Regions from separate parts of the Homo sapiens genome. Here region 2 is linked to region 1. Evidence: chromatin contacts called from ENCODE Hi-C or POLR2A ChIA-PET data. All regions are on one chromosome and are shown on one strand. The core of a region is the stretch at or near the end of the contact, and the rest is flanking DNA. Distances in the headings are between cores, read along the strand shown.

The links. Hi-C counts contacts between places; a loop is a spot of excess contacts on that map. ChIA-PET counts read pairs that join two places held with the same protein, here RNA polymerase II (POLR2A). Pooled maps may share reads with other maps.
Region 2: a map of Calu3 shows a loop between it and region 1 (2.8-fold over the local background). The contact joins the enhancer-like site here to the promoter of MCL1 in region 1. A Hi-C loop is called at or near these places in 2 of 168 maps with a recorded cell type or tissue (Calu3 and PC-9) and 4 of 50 pooled maps. POLR2A ChIA-PET finds 5 or more read pairs at or near these places in 18 of 52 experiments (BJ, CD4-positive, alpha-beta T cell, GM10248 and 12 more).

The regions. Positions count from the first base shown.
Region 1 is chr1:150,577,826-150,581,040 of GRCh38, reverse strand. It overlaps MCL1 (MCL1 apoptosis regulator, BCL2 family member), which reads left to right and starts at 1,431. Exons shown (of 3, transcript NM_021960.5): 1 at 1,431-2,198; 2 at 2,550-2,797. The coding sequence starts at 1,511. LOC107985203 (a long non-coding RNA gene) reads right to left here and starts at 1,211. Exons shown (of 3, transcript NR_186818.1): 1 at 822-1,211. RefSeq lists silencers at 1,121-1,460, 1,531-1,660 and enhancers at 1,234-1,528, 1,577-2,294, 2,295-3,013, 1,974-3,173.
Region 2 is chr1:150,666,032-150,669,246 of GRCh38, reverse strand. All of the region lies in intron 2 of GOLPH3L (golgi phosphoprotein 3 like), which reads left to right. Among named protein-coding and RNA genes, the nearest start is that of GOLPH3L, 30 kb to the left of the region's middle. Within about 2 kb of position 1,571, at least 6 of the 41 ENCODE cell types and tissues checked have a DNase peak (open chromatin) inside an H3K27ac peak, as active enhancers do.

The sequences.
Region 1 (3,215 bases), core at 182-2,681:
TAACTGAAGATCCACAAAAGAAGTAAAAATAGCCTTAACTGATGACATTCCACCATTGTGATTTGTTTCTGCCCCACCCGAACTGATCAATGTACTTTGTAATCTCCCCCACCCTTAAGAAGGTTCTTTGTAATTCTCCCCACCCTTGAGAATGTACTTTGTGAGATCCACCCCTGCCCACAAAACATTGCTCTCAACTTCACCACCTATCCCAAAACCTGTAAGAACTAATGATAATCCATCACCCTTTGCTGACTCTCTTTTCGGACTCAGCCCGCCTGCACCCAGGTGAAATAAACAGCCATGTTGCTCACACAAAGCCTGTTTGGTGGTGTCTTCACACAGACGCGCATGAAACACATCTCTACTAAAAATACAATAATCAGCTGGGCGAGGTGGCTCACAGCTGTAATCTCAGCACTTTGGGAGGCCGAGACAGGCAGGTCACTTGAGGCCATGAGTTCGAGACCAGCCTGGCCAACATCGTGAAAACCCCATCTCTACCAAAAATACAAAAACTAGCCAGATGTGGTGGCGCACGCCTGTAATCCCAGCTACTCGGGAGGCTGAGGTACCGAATCGTCTGAACGTGGGAAGTGGAGCTTGTAGTGAGCCGAGATCGCCCCACTGCACTCCAGCCTGGGCAACAGAGCTAGACTGTCTCAAAACAAACAAAAAATGGTGTCAAGACTCTCAGACGAGATTCTAATGGATTAAGGCCTATATGTAAATAGCACCAAAGACTATGGAACAGAGATGGGAGAAGCAAGCAGGGAGGCAGGAATAGTTTAGCTGTGGCAGTTTTAGCTTAGTCCACTTACATAAATGGTTCTTTAGGGTAGCACGTGGAGCATCCTCATTTCCAAACATTGGACTGAGAGTAGAGAGCTGTGCAAAATAACCACAAGTCCCCAACTATGCCCTCTTAATTATCCCTATCATCTAAGACTGTTGTTCCCATCCATCACTGAACTTCCCCGTCCTCTTCCTTCAACCCCTGTGTTAGTCAATGGTTGAAATTTTGATTTGGTAAAAAACCTCTGGCGAAAACCAGCAAAAAGGGCTCACAAATCAGGTCTCAGGGAAGCACAGAGGTAGCCACGAGAAGGCCCGAGGTGCTCATGGAAAGAGCTCGAGCCCAGGAGCTCTGGGAGGACCCCAGGCGCTCGGAGCCGCCGTTACGTAACCGGCACTCAGAGCCTCCGAAGACCGGAAGGCCCCGCTCAGGCCCCGGCTCAGGCCCCGGCCCCGGCCCCGGCCCCGGCCCCGCCCCGGCCCGGCCGGGCAGCTGGTAGGTGCCGTGCGCAACCCTCCGGAAGCTGCCGCCCCTTTCCCCTTTTATGGGAATACTTTTTTTAAAAAAAAAGAGTTCGCTGGCGCCACCCCGTAGGACTGGCCGCCCTAAAACCGTGATAAAGGAGCTGCTCGCCACTTCTCACTTCCGCTTCCTTCCAGTAAGGAGTCGGGGTCTTCCCCAGTTTTCTCAGCCAGGCGGCGGCGGCGACTGGCAATGTTTGGCCTCAAAAGAAACGCGGTAATCGGACTCAACCTCTACTGTGGGGGGGCCGGCTTGGGGGCCGGCAGCGGCGGCGCCACCCGCCCGGGAGGGCGACTTTTGGCTACGGAGAAGGAGGCCTCGGCCCGGCGAGAGATAGGGGGAGGGGAGGCCGGCGCGGTGATTGGCGGAAGCGCCGGCGCAAGCCCCCCGTCCACCCTCACGCCAGACTCCCGGAGGGTCGCGCGGCCGCCGCCCATTGGCGCCGAGGTCCCCGACGTCACCGCGACCCCCGCGAGGCTGCTTTTCTTCGCGCCCACCCGCCGCGCGGCGCCGCTTGAGGAGATGGAAGCCCCGGCCGCTGACGCCATCATGTCGCCCGAAGAGGAGCTGGACGGGTACGAGCCGGAGCCTCTCGGGAAGCGGCCGGCTGTCCTGCCGCTGCTGGAGTTGGTCGGGGAATCTGGTAATAACACCAGTACGGACGGGTCACTACCCTCGACGCCGCCGCCAGCAGAGGAGGAGGAGGACGAGTTGTACCGGCAGTCGCTGGAGATTATCTCTCGGTACCTTCGGGAGCAGGCCACCGGCGCCAAGGACACAAAGCCAATGGGCAGGTCTGGGGCCACCAGCAGGAAGGCGCTGGAGACCTTACGACGGGTTGGGGATGGCGTGCAGCGCAACCACGAGACGGCCTTCCAAGGTAAGGGGGTTCATTAATCGCCAAGGCCTCACTCCCTTTTTTCCATCTCTCCCCGGACTCACCCGCCAAGGGTGGGTTGGAAACCGAAACGAGTCAGTGTTGAAACGTGTCTCATCCTATTCCTGAAGCCAGAATATTCTGGCCATGAGTCATTGTTTCCGCCCATCTTGATTCTTTTGGAAATGGCAGCTCTTGTTCAAAGACCGGAAAGGGTGGGATGTCAATTTCAAGTGGGGTCAACCTGAGTTCTGTAAATCCCAGTAGCGATTTTCCCGCCGCGGGTGGGCAGGCGAATCTTGCGCCGGTTTAGACAAAGGAGGCCGTGAGGACCTGCATGCTTTTCTTTCTCAGGCATGCTTCGGAAACTGGACATCAAAAACGAAGACGATGTGAAATCGTTGTCTCGAGTGATGATCCATGTTTTCAGCGACGGCGTAACAAACTGGGGCAGGATTGTGACTCTCATTTCTTTTGGTGCCTTTGTGGCTAAACACTTGAAGACCATAAACCAAGAAAGCTGCATCGAACCATTAGCAGAAAGTATCACAGACGTTCTCGTAAGGACAAAACGGGACTGGCTAGTTAAACAAAGAGGCTGGGTAAGTTTGCCTTAAGGATGAAAGGGGCCTTGGAGTGGAAGTAGAATGAAGGATTTTTTTTAGAGAGGTGGGGATATCTAAAGGTTTTTATGACGCACGGCTGTTTGCAGGCTCTAACTAAAGGACCATTGTTTATTTGATGTTGATTTAAGTAGTGGATCCTTAGAGATAGTGGTATGGCGGTCTTGAATTGTATCAAAAATCTTGGTTTTCTCTAGGCAATTTTTTGTTCCAATTCAGTTGAATACTCTTCAGTGGATTCAAACCATGAAAAAATAAGTCACCAGGGGAGGATAGCTGAAATAATTCCTAAGGCGGTGCCTGTTTTAATGGAGAAGATATGGGGTGGAGCCTGCGTTTTAAACAAACCCAGATCTGATGCAGGATGTACTTAACTACGTTGAGAAAAACTGATCTG
Region 2 (3,215 bases), core at 322-2,821, 88 kb before region 1:
TACTATCATGTTCTCTCTTTTCTCAGTTATTTTCTTTTTCTAAATCCAGTCTCTTTCTTGTAGTTATACAGGTGTTTGTTTTATAATTATTTTCTTAAAACTCTACATATATGTTTTTATACTTTTGTCTATTATTGCATATTCTTAATAAAAAAGTTAAAAACTCGTTTGGAAAGTTTTGTATGTTTTGAGATGCTACAATAGGAAAGTGTGACATTCAAAAATGTAGTTTCTTTATCCTGATCTTCATCATTTCTTTATACTGCTTCTCATTTATAGTTTTGTTGACAATCTGATGTCACTGTCACTGAAACAGAAGTTACATGGTCAGGAGGAAATGAGACAACAAAAGAAAACTTTCTTCCAGTTGCTTTAATATTGGCTAAAATGTTTGCACACCTGTTAAGATTTATTACGAGAATAAATAATGCCTACATAATTACGTGTTCTGAAGGAAGTTATAGTTTAACTTTAATTAGGTAGCTAAACTATAAAAAAAAACAAGTGTTAACCTAAAAAAAAAGCCTACCCCTTCCTTAAAGAGGAGTCACAAATATGAGTTGGGGCCAGGCACAGTGGCTCACACCTGTAATTTTAGTACTTCAGGAGGCTGAGGTGGGCATACCACTTGAGCTGAGGAGTTCGAGACCAGCCTGGGCAACATGGCAAAACCCCATCTCTACTAAAAATACAAATATTAGCTGGGTGTGGTGGCACGCGCCTGTAGTCCCAACTACTTGGGAGGCTGAGGTGAGAGGATTGCTTGAACCAGGGAGGTGGAGGTTGCAGTGAGATGAGATCATGCCACTGCACCCCAGCCTGGGCGACAGAGCGATACCCTGTGTCCAAACAAAAACAAAACCAAAAAAACAAATATGACTTGGAGTAGCCATGAGGCAGGCAGGGGAGGGAACTAATCCCAACCTTGAGTCAAAGATCAGACCCTCAGGAAATTTGGAGATGTCTAAGGAATATTTTATGGCTCAAGCTGAACTTTTGCCAGGTTAACATTTACTTTTAAGCATAAATTTATGCTTTCAAAAATATTTTTGCGGCATAAGGGATATTCTCTCCTTAAGGAATTTGTAGTCTGGTCAGGAGAAATAGTTGTTTGCAATATGATATAATAGAAGTTATGAGAGAAGTATGTATGGGCACACCCAGGTGCAGAACCTAATCCAGAGGGTGGAGTGGAGAAGTAAACAATGTTAGAGAAGGTTATGTGGAAATGTGACCCCTGTACTTAACGCTTAACTACAAAGAGGAGTTTTGGAAGGAAGAATATTGGTTCTTTTCAACAGAGCAGTGTGTGCAAAGGCCAATAGGGGAAAGAGGCCAAAGAAAAGACTAGTGGGCCGGGCGTGGTGGCTCACTCCTGTAATCCCAGCACTTTGGGAGGCCGAGGCAGGCGGGTCACGAGGTCAGGAGATCAAGACCATCCTAGCTAACACGGTGAAACCCCATCTCTACCAAAAATATAAAAAAATTTAGCTGGGTGTGGTGGCGGGCGCCTGTAGTCCCAGCTACTCGGAGGCTGAGGCAGGAGAATGGCGTGAACCCGGCAGGTGGAGCTTACAGTCAGCCGAGATTGCGCCACTGCACTCCAGCCTGGGTGACAGAGAGAGACTCCGTCTCAAAAAAAAAAAAAAAAGAAAGAAAAAAAAAGAAAAGACTAGTAAATAGCCACTTTTGTTTTGTTTTGTTTTGTTTTTACAGACAAGGTCTCGCTGTGTTCCCAAAGGCTGGCCAACTCTTGGCCTCAAGCGATCCTCCTGCATTAGCCATTTGGATTCCATCCTGAAGGCTGAGAGGAATGTTTGAAAGATTTTTAAGCATGAGGGGAGGGAGTTATATCATTACACTTGATGTTAAAGATTGTCCTGGCTATAGCAGGACAAATAGAATTAGAGGTCCTCTAGCCCTGGCAGTATGGTGGTCAGATATTAAGTCTTGAATAAGCTTAATTTTTAATGTATTATTGAGTCTTGGAAAGTAGAAATAATCTTCAAGGGGCCCCCAAACACCAAAATTAAAATCCAAGAGGTGAGCAATAAAGATAACATGAAGATCAAATTACCCTGGGGCAAATTACCAAATCAGTCTTGAGATTCAGGAGTTGGTTGGTCAGGAATAAACTTGATGGTTGAGGTAAAGTGGGGAAACTAGGCTTAAATGTGCTCCCAGTTGTGTGGCACTCCCACAATCCCTCTGTACTTGGCTCTCGGCAGAAACAGATCTTTCCCTCTGAAGGAAGATGTCCTCAATTTAGGCCTCCAGAATCTCGTAAATTCACAAAACGTTAAACGTGAACCTCTTAATCAAAGATCATCAAACATACAAACAAGGAAGAAGTGACAAATAAAGTCCTCAGATATTGTCAGGTATCAAGGACCTCATATATTGTCCCATATTAAAATAATCAGACTAAAAATATGACATTTTTAAAGAAATAAAATAATCACAAAATAAACAAAAAATCACAAATCACCAGACAAATGTGAAAAATAACTAAATAAAACTTCTACTAATGAAAAATTGTTGAAATCAAAATCTCAGGGTTAGTTTGAATTAGTAAATAGGAAGCCGGATATTTTTTAAAAACTCTCCAAAGGCCAGGCTGGTGGCTCATGCTTGTAATTCCAGCACTTTGGGAGGCTGAGGCAGGCAGATCACCTGAGGTCAGGAGTTCAAGACCAGCCTGGCCAACATGATAAAACCCCATCTCCACAAAAAAATTAGCCAGGCGTGGTGAGGTGCACCTGTAATCCCAGCTACTTGGGAGGCTGAGGCAGGAGAATTGCTTGAACCTGGGAGACGGAGGTTGCAGTGAGCCGAGATTGTGCCATTGCACTCCAGCCTGGGTGACAGGTGAGACTCCATCTCAGAAACAAACAAACAAACAAAAACTCTCCAGAAAGCAATACAGAGAACAAGCAAATGGAAAATATAAAAGGTTAAAAGACGGGGTTAAAATAAAGACTGAAGTCCTAGAAGGAAAGAAAAAAGAAAATAAAGGAGAGCCAAAGTGCTTAGAGACCTAAGAGCTGAGAATTTTTGAAGCTAAGAAATGAAACCACAGTTATGGGAAGCACAACATATACCAAACAGAATAAATAAATTCATGCACAGTCATGTTATAGTAAAACTGCAAAACACCAAAAGAGAAGATCTTAAAGGACCAAAGAAAAGATACACCACCTACAAAAAAACCACAA